Linked DNA regions of Homo sapiens: region 1 is linked to region 2. A link is a loop called in an ENCODE intact Hi-C map of the cell type or tissue named here. Cell type or tissue: PC-3. All regions are shown on one strand. Each heading gives the region's core, and the rest is flanking DNA. Links, peaks and the distances in the headings are about the cores only.

The links. Peaks named below come from ENCODE experiments on the same cell type or tissue, not always from the same donor. Only the 100,000 strongest peaks of a DNase experiment are listed, where the experiment ranks them.
Region 1: a loop joins it to region 2, with 9 times the contacts of the local background. A loop is called at or near these places in 2 of 110 quality-filtered maps.

What each region holds. Positions count from the first base shown.
Region 1 is chr13:100,352,818-100,367,948 of GRCh38, forward strand. All of the region lies in intron 18 of PCCA (propionyl-CoA carboxylase subunit alpha), which reads left to right. LOC105370335 (a long non-coding RNA gene) reads right to left here and starts at 12,125. Exons shown (of 6, transcript XR_007063852.1): 1 at 12,090-12,125; 2 at 11,843-11,930; 3 at 7,811-7,890. RefSeq lists a silencer at 11,098-11,392. In PC-3, for the core only: no CTCF peak of the experiment used is centred there; a DNase peak (open chromatin) is centred at 11,264; H3K27ac peaks cover 533 bases.
Region 2 is chr13:100,496,263-100,512,726 of GRCh38, forward strand. All of the region lies in intron 21 of PCCA (propionyl-CoA carboxylase subunit alpha), which reads left to right. Among named protein-coding and RNA genes, the nearest start is that of PCCA-AS1, 23 kb to the left of the region's middle. RefSeq lists enhancers at 6,231-6,868, 13,027-13,645, 13,646-14,264, 14,265-14,882. In PC-3, for the core only: no CTCF peak of the experiment used is centred there; no DNase peak of the experiment used is centred there.

The DNA of each region.
Region 1 (15,131 bases), core at 6,625-14,624, 140 kb before region 2:
TAGCCTCCCAAGGAACTAGGACTACAGATGTACTCCACCATGCCCAGCTAATTTTTAAAAATCTCTTTAGAGGTAGGTTTTTCCTATATTGCCCAGGCTGGTCTTGAACTCCTGACCTCAAATGCCTGGACTCAAGTAATCCTTACGCCTCAGCCTTCCAAGTAGCTGGGATTACAGGCATGAGCTGCCAAGACAAAATATTGTTCAAGACAAAATTATTGCTAGAGACAGAGGGGTATTTTATAATGATAAAAGGGTCAATCCATCAGAAAGCTATAACAAGTATAAACATATATGTACCTAATAACACAATTCCCAAATATGTGAAGCAAAACTGAGACAAAGAGAGAAATAGGCAATTCCACAATACATCACTTTGAAAAATGGATAGAACAACTAGAGAGAATATCAGCAAGGAAGTAAAAGTGTCGGACAGCCCTATAGACCAAATAGATCTAACAGACATCTCTAGAATAATCTCTCCAACAACAGCAGAATATACCTGTCTCAAGTGCACGTATAACATTCTCCAGGCTAGACCATATTTACCATACCATATACTAGGCCATAAAACAAGCCTCAGTAAATTTACTAGAATTGAAATCATCCAAAGTATGTTTCTGACAAATTAAATGAAATTAGAAAGCAACAAGGAAAATTTGGGAAGTTCATACATATGTGGAATTAAGCAATGTACTACCAAATAACCAATAGATTTACAAAATTACAGAGGAAACTAGAAAATATTTTGTGGTTAATATAAACATCACAACATCTAAAAACGTGTGGGCTGCACATAAGCAGTGCTTAGAGGGAAATGAGAGCTGTAAGCACATGTATTAAAAAAAGAAGAGGCCAGGCAAAGTGGCTTACATTTGTAATCCTAGCACTTTGGGAGGCTGAGACGAGCAGATTGTTTGAGCCCACTAGTTCGAGACCAGCCTGGGCAACATGGTGAAACCCTATCTCTATAAAAAATACAAGAATATGCTGCGCATGGTGGCACGTGCCTATAGTCCTTGCTACTTGGGAGGCTGAGGTTGGGGAATTGTTTGAGCCCGGGAGGCGGAAGTTGCAGTGAGCCAAGATCGTACTACTGTACTCCTGCCTGGGTGGCAAAGTGAGACCCTATCTCAAAATAAAAGAAGAAATAAAGCTGGGTGTGGGTTTGGTGGCTAACGCCTGTAATCCCAATTCTTTGGGAGATTGAGACTGGAGGATCACTTCAGCCTAGAAGTTTGAGACCCCATCTCTACAAATAATAATAATAATAATAATAATAATAATAATAATAATAATAATAAAATAATTCGCTGGGTGTGGTGGCACACACTTGTAATCCCAGCTACTAAGAAGGCTGAGGTGGGAGGATCGGTTGAGCCCAGGAAGTCAGGGCTGTAGCAGTGAGCCAAGATCATGCCACTGCACTCCAGCCTGGCTGACAGAGTGAGACCCTGTTGAAAGAAAGAAGGAGAGAGAGAGAGAGAGAAAGAAAGGGAGAAAGAAAGAAAGAGAGGGGGCGGTGGGAGGAGGGAGGGAGGGAGGGAGGGAAGGAAGGCAGTCAGGCAGGCAGGGAAGGGAGGGAGGGAGGGAGAGAAGGAAAGGAAGGATCAATTACCTTATCTTCCACTTCAGGAAACATGGAAAAATAGAGCAAACAAAAGCAGAGGGAATAAAATACTGAAAACTAGAGTACAAATAAATGAAATAGATACTAGAAAGCAATAGAGGAAATCAATAAAAGCAAAATGTGTTTGTTGGAAAGATCACAGAAATGACAAACCTGTAGATAGGCTGACCAAAAGAAAAAAAACTGAAATTGTAAAATCATGAATAATAGGGGGTATGCCTACTGACCTTACAGAAATTAAAATGGTCATAAGGGAATATTGTGAACAATTGTTTACCAATAAACAAGATAACTTAGATAAAATGGAGAAATTCATAGAAAGATACAGACTGCCAACACTTTCTCAAGAGAAAGTAGGAAATCCGAATAGACTTATCATAAGTAAAGAGATGGAACTAATCGTTGCAAAACTTCTTAGAAAGAACTCAGGACCAGATGACTTCATTGGTTAAAAAAGTTAAAGGAAAATTACTTAATACTAATCCTCACAAACTCTTCCAAAATCCCAATTTACAAGACCAATATCATCATGATTCCAAAACCAGATAAAGTCATTGCAAGACAAAAACTAAAGGCTGATATCCTTCTTAAGTATTAATGCAAAAATTCCCAACCAAATAGTGGCAAACTGAATCCAAGAATATATACAGTGATATACATCATAACCAAATGAGGTTTCTCCTAGAGATACAAAGTTGGTTTAACATACAAAAGTCAATCGATGTGATACATCATATTAATAGAATAAGAGAAAAAAACCACAGGATTATCTCAAATGCAAAAAAAAAATCTGACAAAATCCAACAGCTTTTCATTATGAAAAACACTCAGCCTACTCGGAATAGAAGGCAACTTCCTCAGACTGATGAGGAGCATGTGTAATAAACCCACACCTGAAAATAAGGGCATCTAGATTGGAGAGAAGTCAACTTACCTCTTTTTGCAGATGACATGATTTTAGATGTAGAAAATCTTGAGGAATTGACAAACAAATCTGTTAGAACTAATGAGTCCTGGAAGGATACAGGATACAAGAATGATATGCAAATATCAATTTTTGTTTTTATACAGTGGCATTGTACAAGCCAAAAATGAAATTAACAAAACAACTCTATATAGCACCAAAAAATATACAATACTTAAATGTAAATTTTAAACAAGAAATGCAATACTTGAACACTGAAAACTATAAAATGTTGTTGAAATAAAGATGACCTAAATGAAAAACACCCTATGTTTTGAATCAGAAGACCTAATATTGATCACCAAACTGATCTACAGATTCAGCACAATCCTTACTAGAATCCCAGCTGCATTATTTTTGGAAAAATAGACATCTGATTCCAAAATTCATATGAAAATGCTTTTGCATTGTAAAAGAGGAATGAAGTTCAGAGGCTCCTACTTCCCGATTTCAAAACACTACAAAGCTACAATAATCAAGACAAAGTGGTACTGGCGTAAGCATAGACATGTTGATCAATGGAATAGAATCGAGACTCCAGAAATAAATTGTTATATTTACAGTCAATTGAGTTCAGTAAGGATAGGAAGAAAATTGAATGAGTTAAGATTAATCTTTTCAGTAAATTCTGCTTGGGCAATTGGATATGCACATGTAAAAGAATGAAGTTGGTCTCCTTCCTCACACCATACATAAAAATGAACTTTAAGAATCATAGACCTAAATGTAACAGTGCATACAACAAAATTCTTAGAGAAAAACATAGGAGTTAATCTTTGTTACGTTTGGTTAGGTAATAATTTCTTACATAAGATGTCAAAAGTACACGCAGCAAAAGAAAAATTAGATAAATTGGACTTCAGAATTTAAAACTTGTGCTTTAAAGGACATGATGAAGAAAGTGAAAAGACATCCCTCAAAATGGGAGACAATATTTGCAAATCATATATATTTAATAGTCTTTTGTCTAGTATAGGGAATTCTTACAACTTAATAATAGGACAAATGATCCAGTTAAAAGATAGGCAAAGGACATGAATAAAAATTTTTCAAAAAAGATATAGAAATGGCCAATAAGCCCATAAAAGATGCTCTGTATCATTAGTTGATAGGAAAATGTAAGTCATAACCACAATGAGATACCACTTCACACCCATGAAGTGGTGAAGATGTGGAAACATGGGAACCATTACATGTTCCTGGTGGGAATTTATGACTACAGTGATATGAACTTGGGAATAATTTGACAGATTCTTAAAATATTAGACGATTACCACATGACCTAGCTATTCCACTTCCTGGTATATACCCAAGGGAAATGAAACCATGTGTGCACAGAAATGTTGTATACAAATGTTTATAGTGGCATTTTTCATAATAGCCAGTGGAAACAACCCTAATGTCCTTCAAATGATGAATGAGTATATAATAGTAAATAAAATGTGATACGTTCATAGAATGGATTATTTTTCAGCAATAAAAATAAATGAGCTATTGATATTTTCTGCAACATGGATGAATTTTGCAAAAATGCTAGATGAAATAATTCAGTCAAAGTAGATCACAAATTTTCCCAGAATAAGCAAAGCTATAGAAATCGAAAGTACATAACAGTTGCTTAGGGCTGAGGAGGGGAATGTAGAGTAACTGCTCTCGTATCTAATGTTTCCCTTATGAGGCAATGAAAACGTTTTAAAGTTGCTTGTGGGGATGGTTGCATAACTCTGTGACTATACTAAAAACCATTAACTTGTACACTTCAGATGGGTTAAATGTATGATATGTGAATTTCATCTCAAACTGTTTAAATGTATATAGTCTGTTACACATTTTATATTTAAGAATTTGTTTTCCTAATGGTATAATAGATGTTCAAATTTTAGGAATTAAATGAGGCATTTCTTCCTTCTAGTTTGATGGAGTCTTTGAGAATATTTCTTTTCAAATTGTAAAATATGTTTCTATGTCTGCTCTCAATTTAGTGCAAGAGTAGCTCTTGGGGGTAGCAATATCAAGTGTTCCTGGGCTACCACCTGGAAGGTGGAAGTAGTAGATGTATGTGAACCCGCGTTCTTCCATCTTTTCTTTCCTCTTCTGCCTTGAAATGCAAGTGACATAAAATTAAAACAACACGGAAAAGTTTCAGTTCCTACAATGGCAGTGTAGTGTATTTTCAATGAATTCCTTTCCAGATAAATAATTATAAACTCTGGACAAAATATAAAGCACAACTATTTGAAGGCTGTCGATGTACAACCAAATACGACCCCTAAAAGAAGAAAACTACACCAGTGAGATGCACATTTATGTGGCTTTTCCTCTGAAAGCAGTCACTATTGCATGCATTAAGGCATGGCTGTAACTCAGTTATTGGTTTTAGGTCTCAGAGAATGATGTTCAGTGTTGTCAGAACTGCTGGAAATTAAGCAGGGATATCATGGCAGAAAGGGAGCAACAGAGTGAAGAGTTCCATATGTGAATTCAGGTTCTCTCAAATTGTTGGTTGACCCTGGAAATGTGCGTAACAAAGACCCCAGGGATCCCAGAAGATCCCAGAACTGCTGGAATGCTGAATGAACTGAGCTAAAATTTCAGTTGCCTACCATGGTTATGATAATGTTGGAATCTGAATCTCATCAATTTGAGGTACTTGTAAACACCTTGAGCTTTCCATTAAAACCCTGGAAGGACCATGCCTTGGGAGAAAAGACTGTTTCTGGAATAAATGGTTTGGACTTTTTATTTATTGAGAGCAAAACCAAATAGTTCCTAGTACAACATAAAAGTGAGCCTCCACAACTTCAGGACTGGTAACTAGCAATGTAACTGCCTGCTGTAATAAAAATCAGTACTTTTCAGAGGGAGATAACATGATGAGTGAAGTCTGACAACATCTCCACAATACAGTTTACTTGGCATGCAATCTAAGAATAAAGACAACTATAATCCAGAGGAAAAGCAGTCAACAGAAATCAACCGTGAGATTACTAAAATGTTTGTTTCATGGGCAAGAGCTTTAAAGTAGCTATTAAAATCATTTTCAAGTATTAAAGATGAAAATGAGGGAAAAATGGGAACTATCAGCATAGAAATGGAAATTAAAACACACTACTAAGTGGAAATTCCATATCTAAAATGTCCTATATCTGCAATGGATAATTTGCTGGATAGGCTGAAAAGCATACTGGTGATGGCAGAAGAAGGAATAGGTAACCTTGAAGATAGAAGAATAGAGATTATGCAATCTGAAAAAAGAGAAAGAAAAATGTGTTTAAAAAATTGAAGAGACACAAAAGGACAAAGGAAACTTTTGGAGGTAAAACATGTTTATTACCTTGATTGTGGTGATAATGTAATGACCGTATGCATATGTCCAAACTAATCAACTTGTGTGCATTAAACATGCTGTTTTTTAAAATGTCAAATACACCTCACTAAAGGTGTTTAGCCGAGGTGGGCAGATCACCTGAGGTCAGGAGTTTGAGACCAGCCTGGCCAACATGGTGAAACCCTGTCTCTACTAAAAATACAAAAAATTAGCCAGGTGTGGTGGTGCACGCCTGTAATCCCAGCTACTAGGGAGGCTGAGGCAGGAGAATCACTTGAACCTGGGAGCTGGAGGAGCTTGCAGTGAGCTGAGATCGTGCCACTGCACTCCAGCCTGGGCAACAGAGCAAGACTCCTCAAAAAAAAAAAAAAAGAAAAAGAAAAGAAAAAAGCTGTTTAAAAAAAAATGGAAGACAGCCTCGGTGACTTGTGGGCACTATAAGTTATCAGGAAGCATGTATTAGGAAGGACAAAAAGAAAGGCAAGAGAGTGAAGAAACTTCAGAAAAAATATTTAATGTTGTCTTCTTAAGATTGGGAACAAGACAAAGTTGTCTGTTTTTATCGTGTTTATACAGTATTATCCTGGAGATCCTAGCCAGTGCAGTTGGAAAGAAAAGAATAAAAGGCATAGAAATCAGAAAGGAAGAAGTAAAGTCATTTCTATTTACAGAGGTCATAATTGTTTGCATAGAAAGCCTTATAAGAATCTATAAAACAATTGCTGGAACTAACAAATTTAGCAAGATTACAGGATAAAAAGGCAATCAAATGCAAGTTGTATTTGAATAAACTAGCAACAATGGGAAAGTGAAAATTAAAGTTCCACTTAACATAGCATAAAAATAGGCAAAGCAGACACCGTCACTAGTTAGAGTATGAAGGCATGCAAGAAATAACGGAGCCTAATGATTGCAAAGGAAGCTTTCCACACCTTAATTGGTTACCTAAGAAAACTCTAAGGAGTCTGCCATACAATGAATAAAACTAAGGCAAAAATAGGCATAAAGTTAACAAAAGAGATTCATGACTACCACACTTTATGAAATAAATTAAAAATCAGAAGAAGTAAGAGTTATATCCTGCTCATGGACTGGAAGAGAAAATATTAAGATGTCACTTCTCTCTACAGTAATACAGATTCAATGCAGGCCCGATAGTAATTCTATTGGGATTGTATCTCAGGGAGGATGTGGAAGAAATTGGCACATTGATTTTGAAATTTCTATGGAAATGCAAAGGGACTTGTATTAGTCCATTTTCACCCTGCTGATAAAGACATACCTGAGACTGGACAGTTTACAAAAGAAAGAGGTTTAATTGAACTTACAGTTCCACATGGCTGAGGAGGCCTCAGAATCATGGACGAGGAGGGGCAAGTCACATCTTAAGTGGATGGCAGCAGGCAAAAAGAGTTTTGTGCAGGGAAACCCCCCCCTTTTTTTTTTCTTTAACCATCAGATCTCGTGAGACTCCTTCACTATCATGAGAACAGCATAGGAAAGACCTGCCCCCATATTCAGTCACCTCTTACTGCATCCCTCCCATAACACGTGGGAATTCAAGATGAGATTTAGGTGGGGACACAGCCAAACCATATCAGACCTAGAATAGCTAATAGGAACAAAGTTGCAGTACTTGGTCTACAAATTTTCCTGAAATGGGCTCACCCCTGTCTCCTACCACACAGGAAAGTTAGAGATGCATCATAGACAGATCTACATGTAAAACATCTAAAACATGTGAGTATATCTTCTGAAACTTTGTATGTAGGCAAAAAACTTCTTAGCAAGGACACAAAGCACTAAACATAAAAGGAAAAATTAGTGAGTTAGATTTTGTTAATATTAAAAACTTCCATTAAAACTGTAAAAAGATACCACTACATACCTATTAGAATGTCTAAAATCCAGAACACCGAACACCACGTGCTGCTGAGGATGTGGAGCGACAGGAGCTCTCATGCATTGCTGGTGGGAGTGCAAAATGGTAAGCCACTTTAGAAGACAGTTTGGCAGTTTCTTACACAGCATAACCTTACCATATAATCAAGGAGTTGTGCTCCTTGGTATTTACCAAAATGAGCTGGAAACATAGGCACACACTAAAACCTGCACGTGAATGCTTACAGCAGTTTTATTCATAATTGCCAAAACTGAGAAGCAATGTCCTTCAGTAGGCGAGTGGATAAACTGGTATGTCCGTACAATGGAATATTATTTAGCAATAAAAAGAAATGAGCTACTAAGGCATGAAAAGACAGTGGAAACAAATACATATTGGTATGGGGAAAAAGCTAATCTGAAAAGGCAGCATTCTGTATGATTCCAGCGCTAAGTGACATTCTGAAAAAGGCAAACCTATGGAGATGGTAGAGATCAGTGATTGCCAAGCATTCGGGGGAGGGAGGGGAAATAAATAGGTGGAACAGGGGACTTGTAGGCAGTGAAGCTACTCTGTATCATACTGTAATTCTGGACACATTTCATTAGATATTTGTCAAAACCCACAGAATGTATAACACAGTGAACCTTAATGTATGGACTTCAGTTAACAGTAACATTGATATTGGCTTATCAATTGTAACAAATACACCATACAAATGCAAGATGTTCATAATAGAGGAATTCATGTGGGGGAGGATGTATGGGAAATTGAAATTCTGTTGAGTTTTTGTCAACCTAAAACTGCTTTAAAAAATAATGTCTTTTTTTTTTTTTTTAAATCTGCTGAAGGAAAGACATTGTTAAGAAAATTCATAAGCAAACCACAGAAGAGAATACTTGCAATACATAAATCTGACAAAGGCCTTGTATCCAAAATAAAGAACTTTCACAAATCAATAAAAATAAGGCCAATGACCTAATAAAAATGGGCAAAAACTTGAATATAAATGGCCACTGAGCACCATAAGGTCCTCAGCATTACTAGTCATGGGGGAAATATACATGAAACTATGATAAGATGCGGTTTCCCAGCCTCTAGCCTGGCTAGAATTAGAAAGACTGACAATGCCAAATGGTGGCAAGGATGTAGAGTAACTCATTGCAGTGGAAACATGGAAATGTTGTAATCTTTTGGAAAACAATTTAGCAACTCATATAAAATTAAACCTACATTTAGCCTACGACCTCTACTCCCTAGATTTTTTACCCCCCAAGAAATGAAGACATACCTCTTTAAGGGGGGAAAAAGCAATCAAGTACAAAGAATATCTACAGTGGCTTTGTTTATAACAGCCCCAAACTGGAAACCACCAAAAATGTCCATCCACAGAAGGATGAACTTATTTTGGTGTGTTGGTACAGTAAAATACTTCTCAGCAAGAAAAAAAGGATGAACTATTCAACAACATGGATGGATGCACCTCAAAAACATTATATTGGTCAAAAAAGCCACAGTTTTTTTTGGAGTCTGTTCTTGTGAAGCTCAGAACAGGCAAGCATAATCTCTGGTTGACTGTTAGTGGCAGGCAGAGCCAAGCGACTGGAAGGGTGAATGACAGAACTTAAGATCTTGGAATTTGACTGTATGTTAGTTGTATGCGAGTAAAATTTAAAAAAAAATAACAGTTGCTGAAACAAAAGAGAGGGATTTCAGATATTTCTGCACCCAATTATGGTAACAATAATAACTAATTTAGCATTTATGTGCCAAACACTACTCTAAGCATTTTACACCTTTTATCTCATGTAAGCAGCATATGGGTTAGGCATTCTTATTATCTTTGTCTTGCTGATGAGGAAACTGAGGCACAAGGAGGCTAAGTAAGTTGTGGATGGAGGTCACACAGCTTTTGTAGGTCTGCACTTGGTCAGTGAGACATGGGGTCTGCTGGGGTGACAGCTGTGCCACAGTGCCTTTCCTGGCTAATCATGCCCAGTGTCTAAATTGAGAACCTTAAGCCCTTATCGGTGGAAGAAGGAAAGGGAGTATGCATAATATTTAAATATATGAGATTATGAGTAACATTACGTATTCTATCCTAGATTCAGATGTCATTTGTGTAATTATTTGTAATGCTAATAACACCAAACTTGGGGGTGTTCCCTGTTTCTCAGCATGATTATGTGATACAGACTCTTCCACACAGTCTCATGTATTTGAACATACACATTTTCAATTGCATGTAGGCAGAATTCTAATCCTCCTCTATGCCAATTCCTAGCTTTGAAGAGGTTCTCTGAAAATGCTGCTTTTATCTTTCTTCTGCAGTGATGAACTTTAATGTTGGAGTGTTGTAAGTTCTCACATAATAAGGCTCAGATTTTTGTTTGGTTTGGCAGTAGACTTCTGTTTAAAATTCCTTTAATCTGTTCATTCTATGCTTTTTATATTCATTTTAATAACTGATGGCTCTGTAAAGAATTTTTTTTGAATTTATTGCACTAGTTAAAAAACTACTAAAACTTGTACTTAACTATTCCTCCATCTCAACGTTCTAAAAGTGAGTTTTCCAGTGAATTGCTGAATTTTTATCTTCCCTGGGAGTTGTTCCTCCCCTTCCCCAACCCTGGGGAAATAAGAAACAATTCATATACTAGATCTAAAGTTTCATTAAAATTGCTTATGCCCTGTCTCAGGCATTTTAAGTGGGCCATCTGTCTAAACATCTCTCTCTCCTTTTTTTTTTCTGATCATTTCCTCGACTTATTCATGAGCCATGGGAGGGCTCCTTTGTAGTCTCCATGTAGCTGGTTCTGTCTACCCCCACTGAATACATCTATGTGCTTGCATAACATATCTTTTCACCGTGCTGGAAATTCTCTGAACTTGGTTCAGATGAATGGCCCACTTTCTGAAGGCCTTTTTCTTCCTGCAAAGATTTGTATGCAGAAACTGACCTCAGTGGCCATGGAATGCAGCATATTATTCTCGATCATTTTACAGCCCACCCACTGTGAAAGTTATGATGAAGCATTTCTTAATGATTCCTTGACCATTAGCATTGTTTTAACTCAGTATTTTACTTCTAAAGAGGTGATGGCACAACAAAAACCAGCTTTTTTGAGTGTCTGATAATTATGGTTTAAAATGCTTATAATCCTTTCTAACTGAAGATGCTGAGAGTTTTTATGTTTATACAGTCTTCTTTTAGCAAATGACTTGTAATAGCAAAGTATTTACTCAAAAGCACCCTTTTGAGTAAAATATTCCAGTAAGTTAAATGTATTAGTATTAATAGTGACTATCAGCTGACAGTTCTTCACCATCAAATATAAAAAATTTAGTTATGTCGAGCATATTCATCCTGGCTGGCTGATGATAAAGTGGACAGACCTGGGTTAGAGCTATTATTTTATTTGCTTTGTGAGTCACTGTTTATGTGAGTTCTTTTTTACTGGGGTTTTTGGTTTTTGTTTGTTTGTTGAAGAAATAACTTAATTGGTATCAGCTTTGCAGGTGACTAATAAGTTGCACAGATTAAATTTTTGGTCAGATGACAGCATCTTTCACTAGAAATGTACTTCGTTAAAGGAAACTGTATCATTACTATGGTGAGTTGAAGTTCTAAGACCTTTTCCTTATTGTCAGAGAGTTGTTCATAAAAATCTTCTTTGAGACTATTTTGAATTTAATGGATCTGTGTAATTCTTTTCTAAACATTTAGCACATAATTGTAGGTAATTGTTACTATCATAAATCTGTCTGTGCTGGTTAAATTAATAAGAATGTTTCAAAGTAAGTATTATAAATGTATTTTCAGTGATTTTGCAGAAATAGAGCATGCATTCTTTCAGGTTTGTATTTTTTAAAATTTATAGCTTATTTCTATTGCAGAGCATATTTATATCTGCCAGTTAACTGGCATATATGCCCAACCCATCCATTTTATTTAAAAACCCAAACAAAACTAGTTTCAAACTTATGTCAAGCCAGAAGGAATCTTTGCAAATTTTGTTTGTAGAAGAGTGAACTTACAAATAGATTTCACAGTTTCGACTCTGTTTTGGTATTTAGAGGTCTTGCACAGTGAAGCCTTTTTCCTATATCCTGTTAACATATCACCCTGAAAGAAATTGTTAGAAAAAGGCTGGGTACTGTGACTCACACCTGTAATCCCATACTTTGGGAGGACAAAGCAGGAGGATCCCTTGAGGCCAGGAATTCAAGACCAGTCTGGGCGTCATAGCGAGATCCACCCCATCTCTTAAAAAAAAAGCCAGACCTGGTGGTGGCGCACACCTGTAATCCCAGCCACTCAGGAGGCTGATGCAGAAGGATCATTTGAGCCCAGGAGTTCCAGACTGCAGTGAGCTATGATTGGGCCACTGCACTCCAGCCATTGTGACACAGTGAGATCATGTTTCTTAAAAGAAAAGGAAAAAATTGTTAGAAAAGTGCCACTGCAGGAGTTAAGTTTGTAGAAGAAGCAGTAGCTTCCTATCACTTGCCTAACTCTGATACACTTTTACAGGTGTAGAAATATTGGTTCAAACAGATTGAATAAGTTCTCAGGTACATTGCTAGTAGAACAGGCTGAGATTTAGACCTGGATGTTTTAACTCGAAACCCTGTACTCTTTCCATAAGGCCCCTCCTGGGACAAATTATAATATATATGAAACAGATGTGAATCAAAATAAAACAATGGAAAAATAAATAGTACTTAGGTTTTGGAGAGTGGCAACTGTATCTCATCACCATCTATAAGGTCCCTTTCTGTGGGAAAATGGGTTCTGGGTTGGAACAGGATGTCAGGATCAGCAATGTTCCAATGCCTCTGGAAGCAGAGACTTGTTACGTGATAGAAGAAATTCTCAATCCCTACTCCATCAGGCTGCTACAGTTTGAAAAATATTACAGCATATGACATAGATTAAATGGAAGAAAGATCTCTTGAGTTTATGCTATAATTAAGGAACAATTTGTGAGGGAGGCAATATTTTCCTTGAAGGATCTGTTAGTGTGAGAAGCAGAGAGATGAGATGAGAATCCAAAGTTTCTATAAAGAAAGAGGTTTCAGTTATAGGGGAAAGTAAGAATATAGGCCGAGAGCCGGGACAACTACTCATAATAAAAGCTATAGCATGTATACACCTAATTTAATCAACACCTCCCTATCAATGCAGATATTGTTACAATCTTTTATACATACATAAGGAAACTGAGACAGACAGTTTGCTCCGGGTTTTGTGTCAGCTTCTGTGACTCATCAAGGCCTGAGTTCAAAACCACTGTCTTGCTCTCTGCCTCATGGTAGCTTGGTTTAAGAGTCTGTCCTAACCAAATAGACAAATCAGAGAATAAGCAGAAATAAAATTGAATGCAAAAGGTGGGTTCTTACTTTTAAGGCATTGAATGGTAGTTAGGTTAATAAAGATGTAACTTGGTGTGGGGTAGAAAACGATCAAATGATCATGAGCAAGATAGTGACATAATTCTTGAGGAAAGCACAGATTCAAGAAAGCCAAGTTGCACGGTCATCTAGATGTGAGGCTGTTTCTGCAATCACAATACCCCTGTGAAATTGGAGTATTGACCCCATTCGAAGTGAGCAAAATGAAGTCTTAGTGAGATGATAGGCGTAGTCCAGGGACACCCAGGGAGTATCCAGGAGCTTGGGGCACACAGTCCTGTCACACCTGTGCTCTTGCTCTCCTGGGCAAGTCAGCCTCCCCTTCTACACGTGCTTGGTGCATAGTAGACACTCCTCACAGTCTTTTCTACTTATCCCTCATCTCTTTGTCTCCATCCTGTGCCAGGAGCTGGAGATACAAAAATAAGGAATGATTTTGGTCTTTTAGGAGCCCACAGGACACTGGGAGACAAACATATAAACAAATAAATGCCCTGTAGAATAAAGGTGCTAAGAAAAAAAAGAGGAATACTGGCACAGAAGCCCTTTCTTCCCTTCTTCCTTTCTGCTCAGACCTCCTTTTCTTTCCCTCTCCTCCTCCCCTCCCCACTGTGTGTTGTCTCCCTCAACTCCCCTGCACCCCCATTCATTCATACTCTTCTGTGTGAGGCTCTATCCCCTGAAACAGTTCTTTTCACACTGCCAGAAAGAATCGTCAAGGCCTGTGTGTACAGTGTGCATTATTGTTGATGCATTTTTTTTTTACTTTTATTTTTACTTCCATGGTATTTAAAACATATCCTTATCTTCAGAATAATGCAGATCAAGAAGTGGTAGGTCAAATACAAATATGTATTTAAATTAATAATATTAATCAGATATTGAATCTAGAGGTGATTGGATTAGAAGCATAGTTTTTGTGACTCTGATTTTTTTAATGCTGAATACACAGAGACTTCTTTTGAAAATTTGGTGGGTTTAAATGAAAACATAACTTGGAACATTTTTTCAGAACTGTGGTTTAAGCTGGAGCCCAGATACTACAAAATGCTGATGTTTAGTACTTGGTAAATATTACTTCACAAGTATAAATATGCAATACCTAAATTAGGTTAATTCTGAAATCATTAAATTTTGTTACTTTAAAAAGTCGTGGGAAACATTTATATTCTAAAAACACTTTTGTCTTTGGCTGCTTGATACGGATTTTCTGAACCATGTAATACTGATAATATGCAAGAAAAGACCCGTATGATAAGACTAACATTGTTCATAGATATGGAGTCCTTTCTGGGGGGTTTTAGGTGATGGGGAAAACCAGGGCTAGAAAAGAAATAATGTGTAAGTTTCCAAGATGAGGACTGTGTTTTATTTCTCTGTGGTGCCCCACAATTTAGAGCCAAGTGCTTAGTGTTTGTTGAACTCATAAGTCATTTAGGGTTTTGTGTGTGTGTGTGTGTGTGAATGTGCTTTATTTTAGCAAAATTTAGATGTTGTCCTATTATATAATAACATAATAAGTGGGTATCTGAGTAATGTTTAAATTCGTTTTTTAAATTTCGTGAATTTTTAGTAATAACATTATAAAATAAGTATAGTTTTTTTTTTGTTTTTTTTTTTTTGCAAAAAATAATTATATCGGCCAGGCGCGGTGGCTCATGCCTGTAATCCCAGCACTTTGGGAAGCCGAGGCGGGTGGATCATGAGGTCAGGAGTTCAAGACCAGCCTGACCAAAATAGTGAAACCCCATCTCTACTAAAAATACTAAAAATTAGCCGCGTGTGGTGGTGGGCGCCTGTAATCCCAGCCTCTCGGGAGGCTGAGGCAGAAGAATCACTTGAACCCAGGAGGCAGAGGTTGCAGTGAGCCGAAATCGCACCATTGCACTCCAGCCCGGGCGACAGTGCAAGA
Region 2 (16,464 bases), core at 6,241-14,240:
AAAGAAAAAGAAGTGTTATTTTCTGGCCCAGGATCCGCTCAGAGTCACACCTTGCATTGACTTTTCCTGTCCTGTTGGTCTCCTGAATCTCGAATCGTTCCTCCGTTGTTCTTTGGCTTCCGTGATCTTGACATTTTTGAAGACAGGCCATTTATTTTGTCAAATGGCTCTCAATTTGGATTCATTTGGTGTTTCCTCACAGTCAGGTTGTTACTCATTTTTGGCAGGAACGTAACGGTGGTGCTGCTGCGTTGTCCTCGTTGTCCCCTCTCGGGAGGCGCATGTTCACGTTTCTCTTTGTCCCACTGTTAATGGCATCACTTTGATCATTTGGTTCAGGTGGTGTTTGTCCCTTTCTCCACTCTGAAGTTACTACTTTCCTTTTTCCATTTATCTGGTAAAGGAAATAGACAGTTAAGCTGGTAATTTCAGCATAATATGGTGAGTGTTAAACAGACAGCCAGGGTGCCTTGGGAGCCAGTAAGTAGATGTCACCCAACCTGGTAGCTCAGGGAAGGCTTCTGGAGTTGATGACACCTCAACTGTGACTTAAGGTAATGATTATGAGTCAGCCAAGCCAAGGAAAATGGGGAGGATACTGTAGAAGGACATGATACCATGAACACAGCCATGGAGCCACGAAACTTCATGGTGTGTTCAGGTCGCTACAGTGGCTGGCAGCTTGAGTTCTAGGATGGAGTTCGGAAGATGTCACGGAATCCCAGTATGGCAGTACAAGTGCACTTGTTCTCACGGGAGGCTGGAAGCAAAGGCTGTGCTCCTTGTTCCTCAAAAGCTCTAGGGTCTCTTTTGTCTCTTAATTCCATAGTTCTCTCTCCCCTAATTAACACAGAGCTAAAAATAGCAGAGAAATGGGGAATTGGGGGGAAGATTATAGTCAAAGAAGTTTCATCACAGGATGCACAGTTAATTTGGTTGCACTGGAAATTGGTTTCCTTCTCTTAGAAAATAAAAATCATCTTTGCAAAAAATTGTCACTTCTTTTTCTTTCACTTTTTTGAGGGTGAAAATTAGTGAAAAATGAAAATATGAACAAGTTGTGCAAATAAAACTAAAAAGTCACCGAATTTGGCTTTGAAGTATGCATCTGAGAAGCCTACTATTCTTTGGCTTGAATGAGAAGTGTAAGTTGTGGAATGGTAAAGCAGTGTAGCCTCTTTGACACCCAGCCAATTTAATTTTTTTTTTTTTTTTTAATTTTAGTGGCAGTAAGTACTGACTTACCAAGGCTTGGGGTAGCAGATACTATCACAGCTGCCAGGACTTTTCCAGGCTCCTGTCAAGAAACTGCTGCAATTCTGCAAGAGTCTTCAGATTAAATTCATGCCAAGTCATTTCCTCTGTTCTTCTACCAGTGAGGTCACCTTTGCAGCTGACCATTAGTGATGCTGTCAGCAAGAAAAGGATTATGAACTGAGGTCTAAATTTCAGTGATGTCTAGGCAAAAATAAATGTTCAAAAGAATTTAGCGAGGTTTCCAAGACCTGGTAAATTTCTCCCTAAGAGAAATTGCCAGATTTGTGGGCTCTTGATTTTAGCCTGAAGAATCACATTCTTCAGCACTGGAAGTTTTTCCTTCTTTTTTTACTTTTCTTTTTTTTTAGACACAGGGTCTCACTCTGTCACCCAGGCTGGAGTGCAGTGGCAGGATCATAACTTACTGTAAACTTCGAACTACCGGGCTCAGTTGATCCTCCTGCCTCAGCCTCATGAGTAGCTAGGATTACAGATATGTGCCACTACACCTGGCTAACCTGTTTTTTTGTAGAGACAAGGTCTTGCTATATTGCCCAGGCTGGTCTCAAACTTCTGGCCTCAAAGTAATCCTCTCACCTCAGCCTCCCAAAGTGCTGAGATTACAGGCGTGAGCCACCACACCCAGCCCAACATTGGAAGTTGTCATAGTTATCGCCAGTTGCCTCTCTTTTTGTCTGGAGATGTGTAGGTTAGCCAAAAAAAAAAAAAAAAATTACCGATTTTTTTTTATTTTTTCATTCACAAATATTGAATGTCTTCTCTATGTACCAGATACTATTATGCTCTCTCATGGAGGTTAGTACTGTCTACTGGAGAAGACATACCAAAAACAAGAGAGAGAGAAAGAGGAAAGCCACAAATCAGTTGGAAACACGCCCGTATTAGTGACTGAAGAGCCTGCAAATGAAAGCTTTACAAATTCATATGGCCAAATAGATTTCCTTGCTCCTTGAGTTAAAATTCACATAACACAATTAACCATTAGCTAAGTTAAAACATACAATTCAGTGCATTTATTAACGTTCACAACGCTGTACAACCATCATCTCTCTCCAGTTCCAAGACGATTCATCACCCCAAAAGGAAACCCCATTTCCATTAAGTGATCACTCCCTATTCCCCCACCTCCCCCAGCAACCCCTAGCCTACTGTTTGCGTGTGACTTCTTCCACTCAGTATAACACTTCTGAGGTTCATCCACACTGGAGCATGTGTCTGGTCTTTGTAGGTTTATTCCACTACCAACCATGTTCTTTATGCTTAAAATAACTCCTCCCTATTGAACTGTTTTGGAGTGATATTTCCTGGGGTGGAGGTAGTTTAATGATTCATCTCTGTCTTGTTAGCATGCTTGTTTATGGTAGAGAGAAATTTTGTATTCTGCCACCATACCTTGTCAAAACCTTTTAACAAGGCATTGATTTGGTTCTCTGGTTCTGAGAACTTGGCAGTGGAAGACAAGACTTCCACCCGCATTGCAAGCAAAATCATTGATGTCAATTCACGTTATTGTGGAAAACCGTGAGTTGTGACAAGTGAAAGCTTTTCACCAAGCCACAAAACTATGGGCGTGTGCAGTCAACACACGGAACACAAGGGGTTTGCTTCCGTGGCTCAGCATAGCACTCTCTCACTAGTTCTAAAATATTCATAGCCTTTGCTGTTCCCAAAAGACGTTTGAAAAATAAGACTTCTCCTTTGTCAGCATCCGCGCTCACATAACTGGTGAAACTAGGAGATAGTTTTGTATCCCGGAAGATAATCATTGTTCCATTCAGGTGTTGGGCAGAGAGAAATGGCTTATCTGCACATCTGCAGGATGTAAGAGATTAGTGAAATATTTGTGATTCTGATGTTGATGACTTTTAATGTTTGACAGAGAAACTTTTGCAATTATTTTCTTCTGGTCCAGGCCTCACTCCTTCTAGCCCACATGGCTCTAGTCAACCTCCTTTAATCAGCAGAGTAATAGGCAAGACTGTAGTAGGATGCCTCAAGACAGACTTTTATGTTGGGACAAGTAGTGTCTTATTAAGGCGGTTCCAGCCTTTCATATCCTGCCTCCTTGGGATAAAGAGTGTTTGTTTACAGAGCTTCTGGGATAGACTGCTGCATGCTGCATCCGTACCTCTGTTGCAGAAGCACATCTGTCCCATTATGTCTAGTGACAAAAATAAGACCTACGCCTCAGTGAACTTTGCATACATCTGAATGTAAGCAAGACAAGTATATTTGACATTTTAAAAAGGTTTTTTCTTTCACAGTTTTCAAAATAACATAGGAGAAGCAAAGGAAAAAATATTTCTTGTGTTTCTAATTCACAGGTTGCTTGAGACTTTTTTTGGAGGTGCTAGCATTTTATTGGCCACAGTTTTGAAGGAAAATACAATGAAATCATGCTTCTGTCGTTTGGGGAAAAGGAATAACAGATTCATTTTTTCTTTTTTTAAAGATGAGAGAGATAGTATTTGGAATCTATCTTTAGACTATTCTACCTCTGAATCTAATTGAAGTAAGAAATTGGGCAAGAATGGAATCTTACTTACCACCCAGGAAAAAAGCTAAACAATTGTGGCTCAGTCCATTTTCCCCTGAGACTGTCTTCAGATTGAGGCGATCAGTGTTAAAATGGATGGAATCACCAGGCTCTCCACATTCTAGTAAGATTGTAGTACGGTTGAAAGTCAAATGAAAGTCCAGCTCTTCAGTGTGTCATTTCCTCTTGCAGACACCAGACCAAGGGCAGTGGTGGTCTGGCGCTTATATTTTGTTATTATTTGTTGAGACCAGAACTCTCCTTAAGGATATATTTATATATGTTTTAATATTAAAGTTTCTTTTCAAGGAATTTATACTAATTAGTTCATGTAATAATAACATGTGCATTCCATTTAAAGTTACCTTGCTAAATTTTCTAAGACTTGTTAGCTTCCCCATAGTTTTTAATAAACCAAAAGATCAAACGAACAGTCCCCAGTTGCCCAAATATTGAGCAGTTAAGGCTGGTTTCAGCTCATCTGAAATCTGTAAACATTTAAAGAGAACCTCTCTCCCAGAAGATAGTGAGCACGGTGGTATTCTCCAGTCTCAGAATATTAAGGTTACTTACAGACTAGAGAGGCCTTCAGTCTATATTAACGAGTTCCTTTCCTAATCTCACCCTTCTAAGAATATATTTGATCCAATTTAGGGACAGCAACATTGAGGCCAGAGAAAAATTAATGGGGTAGTAACTGTAGACACCAAAACACTCCCCAAATCTTGAGACATCAAATAAGCAAGACTGAATTTATGCAAAAGATACTTTAAAGATGTTTCTTTAGCTGGGCGCAGTGGCTCACGCCTGTAATCCCAGCACTTTGGGAGGCCGAGGCGGGTAGATCACAAGGTCACGAGTTTGAGACCAGCCTGGCCAATATGGTGAAACCCCGTTTCTACTAAAAATACAAAAATTAGCCGGGTGTGGTGGTGGGTGCCTGTAGTCCCAGCTACTCGGGAGGCTGAGGCAGGACAATTGCTTGAACCTGGGAGGCGGAGGTTGCAGTGAGCCAAGATCGCCAAGATCATGCCACTGCATTCCAACCTGAGCAACAGAGTGAGACTCTTAAAAAAAAGAAAAAATGTGTCACTCAGAGATTTTTCTACCTAGAACAAGAGTCATACATACTTTTTGAAATTATTTTATCTATGTAAACTTACGAGGTACAAGTGTAAATTTGTGACATGCATAGATTGAATAGAGAGGAAGTCAAGGCTTTTAGATATTCATCACCTGACTAATGTACATGGTACCCATTAAGTAATTTCTCATCATCCACCCTCCTCCCACCCCGTCACCCTTCTGAGTCTCCATTGTCTACTATCAGAAAAGCCTTCTCCAGCAGCGCATTGTCAGCTGAGTCTAGGAGAAGAAAGCCTTCTCATGGACATGAGCTAAATTCCCTGGGAAAGGCCATTCCATAATGGAGAAGGCCTTCTGTTCACCCACAGTGTGGTCCTCAGACCAGCAGCTTCAGCGTCTCCTGGGAACTCACTAGAAATGCAGACCCCAGGCCCAGTGTGGCAGCTCACGCCTGTAATCCCAGCACTTTGGGAGGCCGAGGCGGGTGGCTCACGAGGTCAGGAGTTTGAGGCCAGCCTGGCCAACATAGTGAAACCCCGTCTCTACTAAAAATACAAAAAAATTAGCCGGGCATGGTGGCGCATACCTGTAATCCCAGCTACTTGGGAGGCTGAGGCAGGAAAATCACTTGAACCCGGGTGGCGGAGGTTGGGCTGAGCTGAGATCGTGCCGCTGCACTCCAGCCTGGGCAACAGAGGGACACTCCTTCTCAATAAATAAATAAATAAATAAATAAATAAAATGCACCCAAACCTGAATTGGAAACTCAGGTGGGGGGCCTAGCGGTCTGTGGTTTTACTAGCCCTCCAGGCAAGTTTTGATGCTTTGGTGATTGAGAACTGCTGCTTATGCTGTCTTGGTGGAGAGCACTTCAGCCAGTGCCTCTTCTGCTGATTCTGTATTTATCAAAGAACCACTGACTATAATTTAGTGCTCACACTACAGTTAGGAGGTGTGTGAGTTCCCTTTACAAACCTATTTCTGATTGTAAATTCCTAAGATGTTTTACACATCAGTATCTTGTGAGCTTGATAAAAGTGAATCCATCTCGTTCAGAGTGATGCATTATGAGTGTATAGTGGAAGTCTAGCTTCTAAGCCTGTGAAACAGAGGCCCAGCCCCCTGATCCAGGCAGATTTCACTAAGGTAGAGGCCAGGGTAGATGTCCCTGCTGAACGGGCACCCTCTCATCCCACCTCACCCTGGCTGTGTGTACTGTATATTTTTAACCAAGAGGAGAGCAGAGCGGCACAGAATGGCTGGTACTCAGTATTCCTGGTTTCTGGATTATACAGATGCAAGGGAAATGTCTCCTAGTCTTATTTCATGAGTTACTGTGTAGCATTATTGAATTGCAGTGGTAAGAGGGTTAGGTAGGCCTTTCTCATTTTTGATTAGACAGCTATCATTTACAAATTAGACCACAGGGAATCGACCTTAACTTCTGTGACTAAAGCTTTTGGCAGTTACTTTTGGCATTTCTGGCCCTCTAGACTTGAAAATGACTGAGTGGTTACAATTTACAAAGTTAAGAGAGCTTTCTGTTGATTGGTGTGAATGGTAGGATATGAGACAGACTCTTAGGAGTAAAGGACAGGGATTTAGGGAAAATCCTAGTGGAGTCACTGCAGCCAGGCAGAGTTGTCTGTTACATGCAGATAACAAGTCACGCTGTTGGGGTTAATTAGAAAAAGAGGAAACAAAGTTGAGAAAAGAAGAGGGAGGCAGAGCAGACGGCAGAGGACAGGAATTTTCAGTGCAGCGTTGGGAAAGGTTGTGGAAGCTGAGGCTGACGCAGACCTAGGGCGTTAAAGCTGTATTTACAGCTGGACCTTCTGATTCCTGGGGAGGAGGGGAGGCTGGATCGTGGGTAAGAGAGACTGGCAGGGCCAGTGGAGGATACTCTCCCACTGGAGTTGTCCAGTGGGAGTTGTCTGGAGTTGTCCTGGGCAGAGGCTGCCTGTTGACAGAGGCTCAGCACAGCCATGCTTAAGATAAGCTAGCTAAGCAGGTACGAGGAAAAATAATTTACCTGAAGTTCTTTCTGGCCGGGCGCAGTGGCTCACGCCTGTAATCCCAACACTTTGGGAGGCCGAGGTGGGTGGATCACCTGAGGTCGGGAGTTCAAGACCAGCCTGACCAACATGGAGAAACCCTGTCTCTACTAAAAATACAAAATTAGTTGGGTGTGGTGGCGCGTGCCTGTAATCCCAGCTACTCGGGAGGCTGAGGCAGGAGAATCACTTGAACCCAGGAGGTGGAGGTTGTGGTGAGCCGAGGTTGCGCCATTGCACTCCAGCCTGGGCAACAAGAGCGAAACTCCATCCCCCCCCAAAAAAGAAATTATAATAAAATAAAGTTTTTTCTGTATTAAACATCTTGTGTTTAAAAGTCTACAGTGAGTCAAGGATGTTGAATGGCCAAAGATCATAAATCTCTCCCTCTTTAAATGAGCTGTGGGCTGGGCACAGTGGCTTATGCCTGTAATCCCAACACTTTGGGAGGCTGAGGGGCATGGATCGCTTGAGCCTAGTAGTTCGAGACCAGCCTGGGCAACATGGCAAAACTCTGTCTTTACAAAAAATTTAAAAAAAAATTAGCCGGGCATGGTGGCATGTGCCTATGGTCTCAGCTACTTGGGAGACTGAGGTGGGAGGATCACATGGGCTGAGGAGGTTGAGGCTGCAGTGAGCTGTGATCACACTACTGCACTCCAGCCTGAGTGACAGAGTGAGATCCTCAATAATAAGCAGTCTTCAGTGTTTCATTTTACCCAGGCTAAATGTATTTGTAGTATACATATATGTTTATATTTTGATAGATTCATGTGAGTAAAAGATATACAATAAAAATTGACATTACCGAAGGGGAGTGGGATTAGATGTGAGAGGGTGGATTAGTAAATTGTTTTACACACCTCTTTACCATTGGACTTGTTACAATAAGCCTATAACTATTTTTAACTCCATAAAATACATTGTTTTATAAGAGCTGTCAAATTTCACTTGCTCAGTCCCCTGATTCTCATTTTCTTATAAAATCTCAGGTTCCTCAAATATGAATTCTTCTGCCATGAGAAATTAGCAACATAGTCTTAAAGTCTGGGGAAAGATTATAGTCAGATCCACATAGATAGGACAACGTTCCAAGTCGGGAGAATGTTCATATGAGAATTGAATAGAAGGCCAAATTTTTAGGCTAAGAATATGATCAGAGGACACTTCCAGTGGAGAGAGTCAGCGTGAAGAGTTGAGGTGCATGGCTGTTGTGCATCTGAGAGCGTGTACGCGGGCGTGAGAGCGATTTAGATCCCTGTGTGTTGAATTCGAGACCCACCCAGACAGCCTCCAGTGTCTTCTCAGTGACTGTGCCCAAGATTTCTGTCCATCTGTGGACATGTTTTAATGACAGCAATTAGTGGTAATGATGGCTATTAAATACTTAATGACATTTCTGTGTTCTGAGGCTTCTTCATACAAGAATTCACTTACTGGCCGGGCACCGTGGCTCACACCTGTAATCCCAGCACTTTGGGAGGCTGAGGTGGGCAGATCAAGAGGTCAAGAGATTGAGATCACCCTGGCTAACATGGTGAAACCCCATCTCTACTAAAAATACAAAATAGCTGGGTGTGGTGGAACGTGCCTGTAGTCCCAACTACTCGGGAGGCTGAGGCAGGAGAATCACTTGAACCTGGGAGGCGGAGGCTGCAGTGAGCCAAGATCATGCCACTGCACTCCAGCCTGGGTGACACAGAGAGAGACTCTGTCTCAAAAAAAAAAGAATTCACTTACTTTCCACAGAAGCAGGCACTGTTATGATCCACAGTTCATAAAGAAGGAATCTGAGACATGGAAAGTCGACCTTTCCCAAGCTTGTAAGTGGAACAGTATTCTGACTCCAGATCCTAAATGGTAAACCACTACTCTCTGCTGCCTCGCAGCCTGGAGATTTTCTGTAAGAGAGGGGCTAAAATAAAAAAGCCCACCTCATATTGATCACATTCTTAGTAATCCTTGAATACGTTTATATTGTGTCATTCATGAATGTCTTTTCCCTCTGGCCAGATTATGGTATTTAGGTCAGGAGCCATTTTTTCTTGTTTATTTTGTATTCTTACATTGCCCAGATATGCTCGATAAATGGTTTTTGAATGAATTAACCAAACTGTTTCTCTAATTCACTATGCTTTTAACTGTCTAAGGAAAAGACAACCGTGGGGTCCCTCGCTGCATGCCTGGGAACCTCTCTGAACACGGAATCAACTTCCTTTCTTTGATTTTAGAGCCAGATGTGATGTTTGAAGAATGTAATCTATTTGCTCTCAAACATGGAGAGCATAGAGCTAGAACTCCAACAATTAGAAGTTAATCTGAGATGTCCTACAATACATGATTTTAAAATAAAATCCACCAGTGTCAGTCTGGTGCAGTGACTCATGCCTGTAATCCCAGCACTCTGGGAACCTGGGGCGGGCGGATCCCTTGAGCCCAGGAGTTCAAGACCAGCCTGGGCAATGTGGCAAAACCCCATCTCTACAAAACATACTCAAACACTAAGCAGGCATGGTGGCGTCTGCCTGTAGTCCCAGGTACTTGGGAGTCTGACGTGGGAGGATCACTTGTGCCCAGGAGGTCGAGGCTGCAGTGAGCCATGCCTGGGTGCCAGAGTGGTACCCTGTTTCTCTGCCCACCCTCCCCCATCCCCCCCAAAAAAATCCACCACTCTTTCATTCTGAACAACCAGAGATGTTTGGAAAGGACACAGGAAATAATACCTGGTGAATAGTTACTCTCGAGCACTTGCTAGGTGCGCTGCAGATCTTCGTAAATTTAATCCTCAAAACAGTTACTCAAGACCTGTATTAGCTTGATTTTAGAGTTGACATCTGTCTGAGAAGGAGGTAACTTGGTCAGAAGGTGCCATCTCGTTGGGATGTCACAGTCGGGCCTGTTGGCTTCAGAGACTTGGGCTTTCATGCTCTGCTGCTGCCAGGACGGGGGCCACATCGCCCTGTCTCCCGATTTCTCCCATGGCTCTCCAGGACTTGGCCACCTTCAGCATCGTGTGTTCTGTACACAGCACAGCATGAGGGTGCCAGCAGTCCTCCTTGGCTCAGCGTCTAGGATGTGTCAGAACTGTAAACCCCAAGATTCTTAGGCAACCCCCCTACCAGCGCTCATTTCTGCTACTTCAGACCAGAAACCTTCGCGGGCGGGGGTGGGGGCGGGGGCGGCGGGGGTTTCAGTTGCTTTCTGCTTCAGTTTTCTTGGCCGACGGTCTACCTCACAGTATCACAGTCATCTTTACTTTCGTTTACTCTGCCTTTCTGTATTTTAGTTTCTGAATTTCTGTCCCATAAAGCCAGCATTTAGGCATTTTGAATTTTGAGTTTCTTCAGTGAATTCATAATAGTAAAAATATTTAAGAAAACCTGTAAAGGCAAGATTGTTGTTGAAGCCCCTCACATTAGAACACTTCCCAGGTGCTCCAACCTGGGGGGGACTGAGGACTTACATGGGAAGTCAGAGCTCCCCATCTTTTTTCCCCAAAGGTCATTCATTCTGACAGCATGACTTCAACTTGATATGAGCAAAGAGCATTTCAGATAGGAGGAGAAAAAGGAAGAGGGTTGGGCACCGTCGTGAAATGGTACACTTCCTCACCGCGGTGCTTATCTACATAATTGTGTTTTTATAACATTTCCTTTACTTTTCTGTAAGCTGATGCTGCCCTAATTATAGATTTTTAAGAGAACACTTCATTGTACCCCAAATTATACAGTGCTTTAAAAAGGTACTTTCTTACCGGTTTACCAAATACCTTATAAATTCGTAATTACATAAAACAATTCGAGATACAGAATAGAAACAGCCTGTACTGTTAACAGGTGTTGGTATTGTTATATAATTGAGTACATGGCTTTCAAAGATCTATAATATTTTTCTTGAGTAAAAAGAAAAAAATGACTCATTATAGTCGTAATGTGTCACAGAGACTCCTGATCAAACAGAATGCACATGTTCTATTTTGTGCATTCTGTACAGTTCATTGTAAATGGACTTGCCTTTGTGGAAGTGAAAGTGCCACTTATTCCAGCAAATTGCCTTTGTGGCATATGCACCTACTTGTTAGACAGCTTGGGGGCACTTGGGCCAGGCAGAGGCTGGGCCCCCTTTATCATGGGCACACCTGCACACATGGCACTATGGCGCCACACTCCAGGTAGGCTGCTGTCATTAACAGACTTGCTCCTTGGGAAACCCACTGAGGACTTCTCAGTGCCCTCCTGCCCATCAGAGACCACCTCGGAATTCTTAGAAGACTAGGAATGGGGCAGCTTCCTAGACGCTAGCTCTTTTCCCGCCACATCAGTTTTAGGCCTCTCTTATGATACAAGTGATTCAGATTACAAGGTAACCTCAGTGCAACACAAGGGAAGAAATAAATCCTCTCTGTTATTGAGTGCTGGGTCTAGTGTTTAATTTTCTTTCTTTTCTTTTCTTTTTCTTGAGACAGAGTCTCGCACTGTGGCCTGGGCTGGAGTGCAGTGGCGCGATCTCGGCTCCCTGCAACCTCCACCTCCCAGGTTCAAGCGATTCTTCTGCCTCAGCCTCCCGAGCAGCTAGGATTACAAGCGCCCACCACCACGCCTGGCTAATTTTTTGGATTTTTAGTAGAGACGGGGTTTCACTATGTAGGCCAGGCTGTTCTTGAACTCCTGACCTCATGATCCTCCAGCCTTGGCCTCCCAAAGTGCTGGGATTATAGGTGTGAGCCACCGCACCCAGCCTAGTGTTTAATTTTCAATTTAATTTTTGGCACTATTTTTTTTTAAGTTGCTCATCTTAGGACAGTATAACTGGAATGAGCCTTGTGTTTCCAGTTACAAAAACAAGACAGAACAAAGGATGAGGCTAGATTTTTGTATTATTGACAACCCCATATTCTTCCCTCCAGAGGAGAGATCATCTTTCGGAAGCAAGCCCGAGATACACACAGTCTTACCCATTCCTTCAATGCTGTTGATGATTAGCCTTAAGATGGTTCTTTTCTCTAAGGAAACCCTCCCCATTTTTGCAGGATGTTTGAAAAATGAGTTGCTGAATGGGCTTCAGATATTCTTATTCTTCTGTTTTGTTGGGATTTTCTTCCCACTCCTATTTGTGTTAATTTTTCCCTCGAAAAATGAGATTGCTGCTCACTGCCGTTGAGCCTCCTTGTGGCACATTCATTGGTCCAGTAAACGACTTAACTCCAAGAACCACCTACCAGTAACACAACAAAACCTTGAGTACAGATTGATTCATAAATGGCAGCGGACGAGTGTTGAAAGTGACGCATTATGTCGCTGCAATGTATTGACATTATCAATTGTGTGTCACTAAACAGCCAGGCTAACTGGATGATTTACTTTGTGTTTAACTGCCTTTTTCAGTTGGAGCAAATGTTGAGGAACTGGGATGCAATGTCAGAAACCATATATTTTCTTCTGTTAACACCAGCTTCACTGAGGCGTGTTGGTTTTGGCTGCAGGCTGTAAGGCTCTAGTGTAAAAAGGTCTAAACAAGTGATTAATGCCCAGGAGGCAGGGCTTTACACTGTCTCCACATCTTTTCTCCTTTCTATTTGTGTTGCCTTAATGCTTGGGGTGGGGGGTTCAGGCTATTTATTGTGCTGACGTTGGTTTCCATCCTGAGAGTCCTTGATGTTTCTTTGTGGATTTTGTTTGTTTTTAATATTATTTAGCATAATAACCTAAACCGTAAACGCTTGCAGTTGCGATCCAGGTGTCCTTAGTTCAGCAGTCAGACGTATAATAAGGGCCACTCTGTACAGTGAAAGGTGACAGCTGTGGCCCCCAAAAAAGCAGCTCTGGACTTTCCCCTCCCAAGTTTCAGTCCTGGTAACTTGAACTAGACTTGCTAGTTTCTTGAAACATTGTTTTATTTTCTTGCAAGTTAGTGTGGTGTTCATATTTCACAACGCTGAAAGATACAGTGTTTCTCAAATGTGCACTTGCCAGTAGACGGATATGTTAACTGTTACCGTGACGCTGAGAACTGGAGCTGCTAACTGACCCTATGCGTTTGTTCTCTGCGTAAAATGTTGTAACAGTGCTAATTACTAAGCAGCTGAATTTGTGAGAAGGTCCACAGCACTAATCTGCGCCTCAGTGTTGCCTTGCTAGTGAGAAAACGTGAGCATGTACTCAGGACACATGTACTTGATGATGAACTTCCAGGGGCACGTTTATCTGTGGATCACGGACGGTTTGACTTGTGGGACGTAACATTTGATTTCTATATGTGCGCTTTTGAGACACTCGTTTTTACCCTATTAAGAGTTGTTGAGTGCAGAACAAGACATTTTAAAAGGGAAGAGTAACATTCAGAGATTTTAAAACGGAAGCTTTTAAATTACTACTTGCTTCTGTTTATTTTTTATTTTTTGCTAGTTTTAGAAAAACAAGGAAGAATATCTCAAGTTGGAATAGTCAGATTTCAGTGTTTGGGTGATGGTGTTAAAATCGTTGTTTTAATGGTAGATGAAAATGATTCTGTTCTGTTGGATTCACATCCTGAATAAATGTTTCTACACAATTAGAGTCTATAACAGACTAAGCCAGCATAGTGGTGGTGTGGGTTTTTTGTTTTGTGTTTTTTTTGTTTTGTTTTGTTTTGTTTTGTTTTGTTTTTGTCTAAAAGAACAACTTCAAGCCTTGGGAAAGAATTTGTTTTTGCCCTGTGGATGGGTCAGAAACATCTGCTTCAGGTATAGTTTACAAGCGTTATTTATTAACCCATGAGCCGAAAACCCAGATGAGGAGCTCTGACTATTGAAAACTACACATTCCATGTTTTTATAAATGTATATTAAGATGAATTCCACATACCTATTATTTGGATTTCTGGCAGCCGGAACTTCTACAAGGAATTTGTGTTTTTAAAAAGGAATGTAAAATTAATTTTTCTTGTATCAGAGTTTTGCTGTATATGAAGAAATCCTGCTCATGGGCAGAAAGCAAAGGTTTCAAAGGAACCTCATCTCCATATGGTTTTACTCGATAATCCTTTATCCACCATCTTCAGCTCTCATTCCTTTGCTTTCTCGCCTGTGGCTACATTTCTATCTCTGCATCAATTAGCACAGTGATTTATACAACAAGCAAGCAGTTTAGAGGTAATGGTACACAATTAACATCTCATTCCACCATAAAGGGTATGCTAAATACCCCAGTCATTGCTTTCTCTGCCTGGAATTGAAATAAGTGTTTGTCCTAATTCATATGCTATCTGATGTGAAGTGGGCCTGCTTTGTACCGCACTACACCATTAATCTAATTATAGATAGCTGCAAATGAAGTGCTGTCTGAGCTGGGAGATTGAAGAAAATAGCCTTTTGTCATTTAGCATGACTCTGTGAAGCAAGATCACACTTTACAGGGCAATACTACAAAATGGAAATCTCAATAATATTGCTGCCTGTTGCATCTTTTCTAATTACAACAATATTGTAAACACAACTGGGCGCTGATATAAATAGAGCTGTAGATATGCTGTCATGTGGGTTGTAGGAGAAAGTCCTCCGAGTGCTGTTGGATTAAATGATGCATCCTGATTGACAGCTACCTTGAGACTGCACTGATGGAGTTGTCACAGCATTATGCTAACAGGCTGCTCCAGCGACTGCAGCTGTAGGAGGCTGTGGTTCGCCCTGCGCCTTAGCTGCTGCCTGTCCATGTCCGCTCCTTTGCCTGGGCTGCACCTCCAAAGGAAGGACGGCCGTAGGCTTCAATTCTGTGTATTGTCACTGTTGTGTCTTGGAGATTTGTGGTGGTGGTGGTGTAGCTCAGATATCAGGCGATTGGGCCCTGTGCAGAAGTAGAGGGAAATTATTTTGTATGGCTCCTAACCTTGCTCTGCTTTTCCTCAAGTGATAATTGTGTACCCTACAAAGAATTTAGGAGAGTAGAACGTGGTTGAATTTCAAGTCTCATTCCACTGAACTGTTTTAACTCATATCTAGTTTTTCTCTGCTTTTCAGCCACGCCAGTGTTTTTAAAGATGCATCATTTTTGCATTTCGCGCTTTCCATCACTTTAAAAACACTGACACTGTTTCTCCAGCTCTGAGTTAGGACAGTAGACCTTTAGGGGAATATTTGAGTGTTGCTCTCACTGCCACGCTGCGGAAATGAAGACAGAGCTTAATGTTGGAGACCTTTGGGGCCAGAAGGTGTAAAACCTTGACTAGGAAGAGAGCCTAATCTTTGAAGAAGTGTCTGCCTCCTTACTTAGTGAGGGGTGCATGGACAGTATTTGGCCAGTGCTTCAAGATAGCTGATGCACAGTGATTTACAGTCAAAGATAGCACCTGCCCTTGAGTTGGTATTGACTGAGATGGCCAACAGTTGAGGACATGAAAGAACATTAACAGTCAGTCAACTGTACGTGTCCTAATTGTTACTGGAAGAATGACTTATAAATGGAAACTGGAAGTGAGCCCACTTGAAGAGGAACGGAGGTTGACAGTGGCACTGGAGGCTTTGAAATCACAGCTGAAAACTGTACAGCAAACTGCAAGCGCTCACCTCGGGAGCAGCCGCAGACCTCGGGATCATTGCAACATTTAGCGCATGGGGTCTGCAGAATTACATTACTGCTACTTCTACAGGCTGTGGAAAAAAGTGGGTGGATTTAATGCTGTAAGGAGGTGCATGTACTGTACAAATACAGAAGCCTCCAGGGTGGTATTCTGTGTATCCGTGAAAGTGGAGTGTGTCTCAAAGTGGGTCATTCTTTGCTGTCTTTGGGGTGCTGATTTCTGGGGTGCAGGCATACATGCCCAGTTGCAGGATGCTTTTCTTAATGAGGTCCAGTGATAACATCCCTCTCTCACCCAGACTGTGACTAGCCGCCGCCTCCTGCTGCAGCAACCACTCTCAGCCCCCAGGCTTTCAATAGGTCCACGGAAGAGCTGCGTGTCAGTTTTAAAAACAATCCCACTGGTGTTTCTTGTCATTGTCCTGCTCTTGTGGCCTTCCTCCTGACCCTTTCATGTCAGCTGTGATTCCTTTTCTTTCTTTCTTTTAATCTTTTGGGAGAAATTTTCTTGTTAGACATGATTTCACACTGTAGAGGCCATAAAATTAATTTGCTTAGAGACCCGGGTTCGGGTCACCTTTCCGTCATTCAGTCCTTAGATAACACCTCATTCCCTCCCATTACTGTCGTGTGTGGGTTGAGGAGTCCCACCAGGCCAAGCCAGAGAGCAACTGTTCTGTTCTCACTTACGTGGTGAGCTGTTTTTCAAGAACATTTTTTTTCATTTGGCTGTGTGGTCTGGAGAACACCTTCCTAAGCCAGCGGAGTGAAGTTCCACGCACTGACCAGCCCCGAGCTCACTGGAGCGAGTCATCTTCCGGCTCCATGGCAGCCCAGCCCCACCCACAGGCAGCTGCCTGTCACCCACGCTGGCATGTTCCCTCATCCTACCCAGGCAGCGGGAAAACCTGGCTGCTTCTGGGATCCTACTACTCTGTCCTGTCCACAAGCCTTCAGA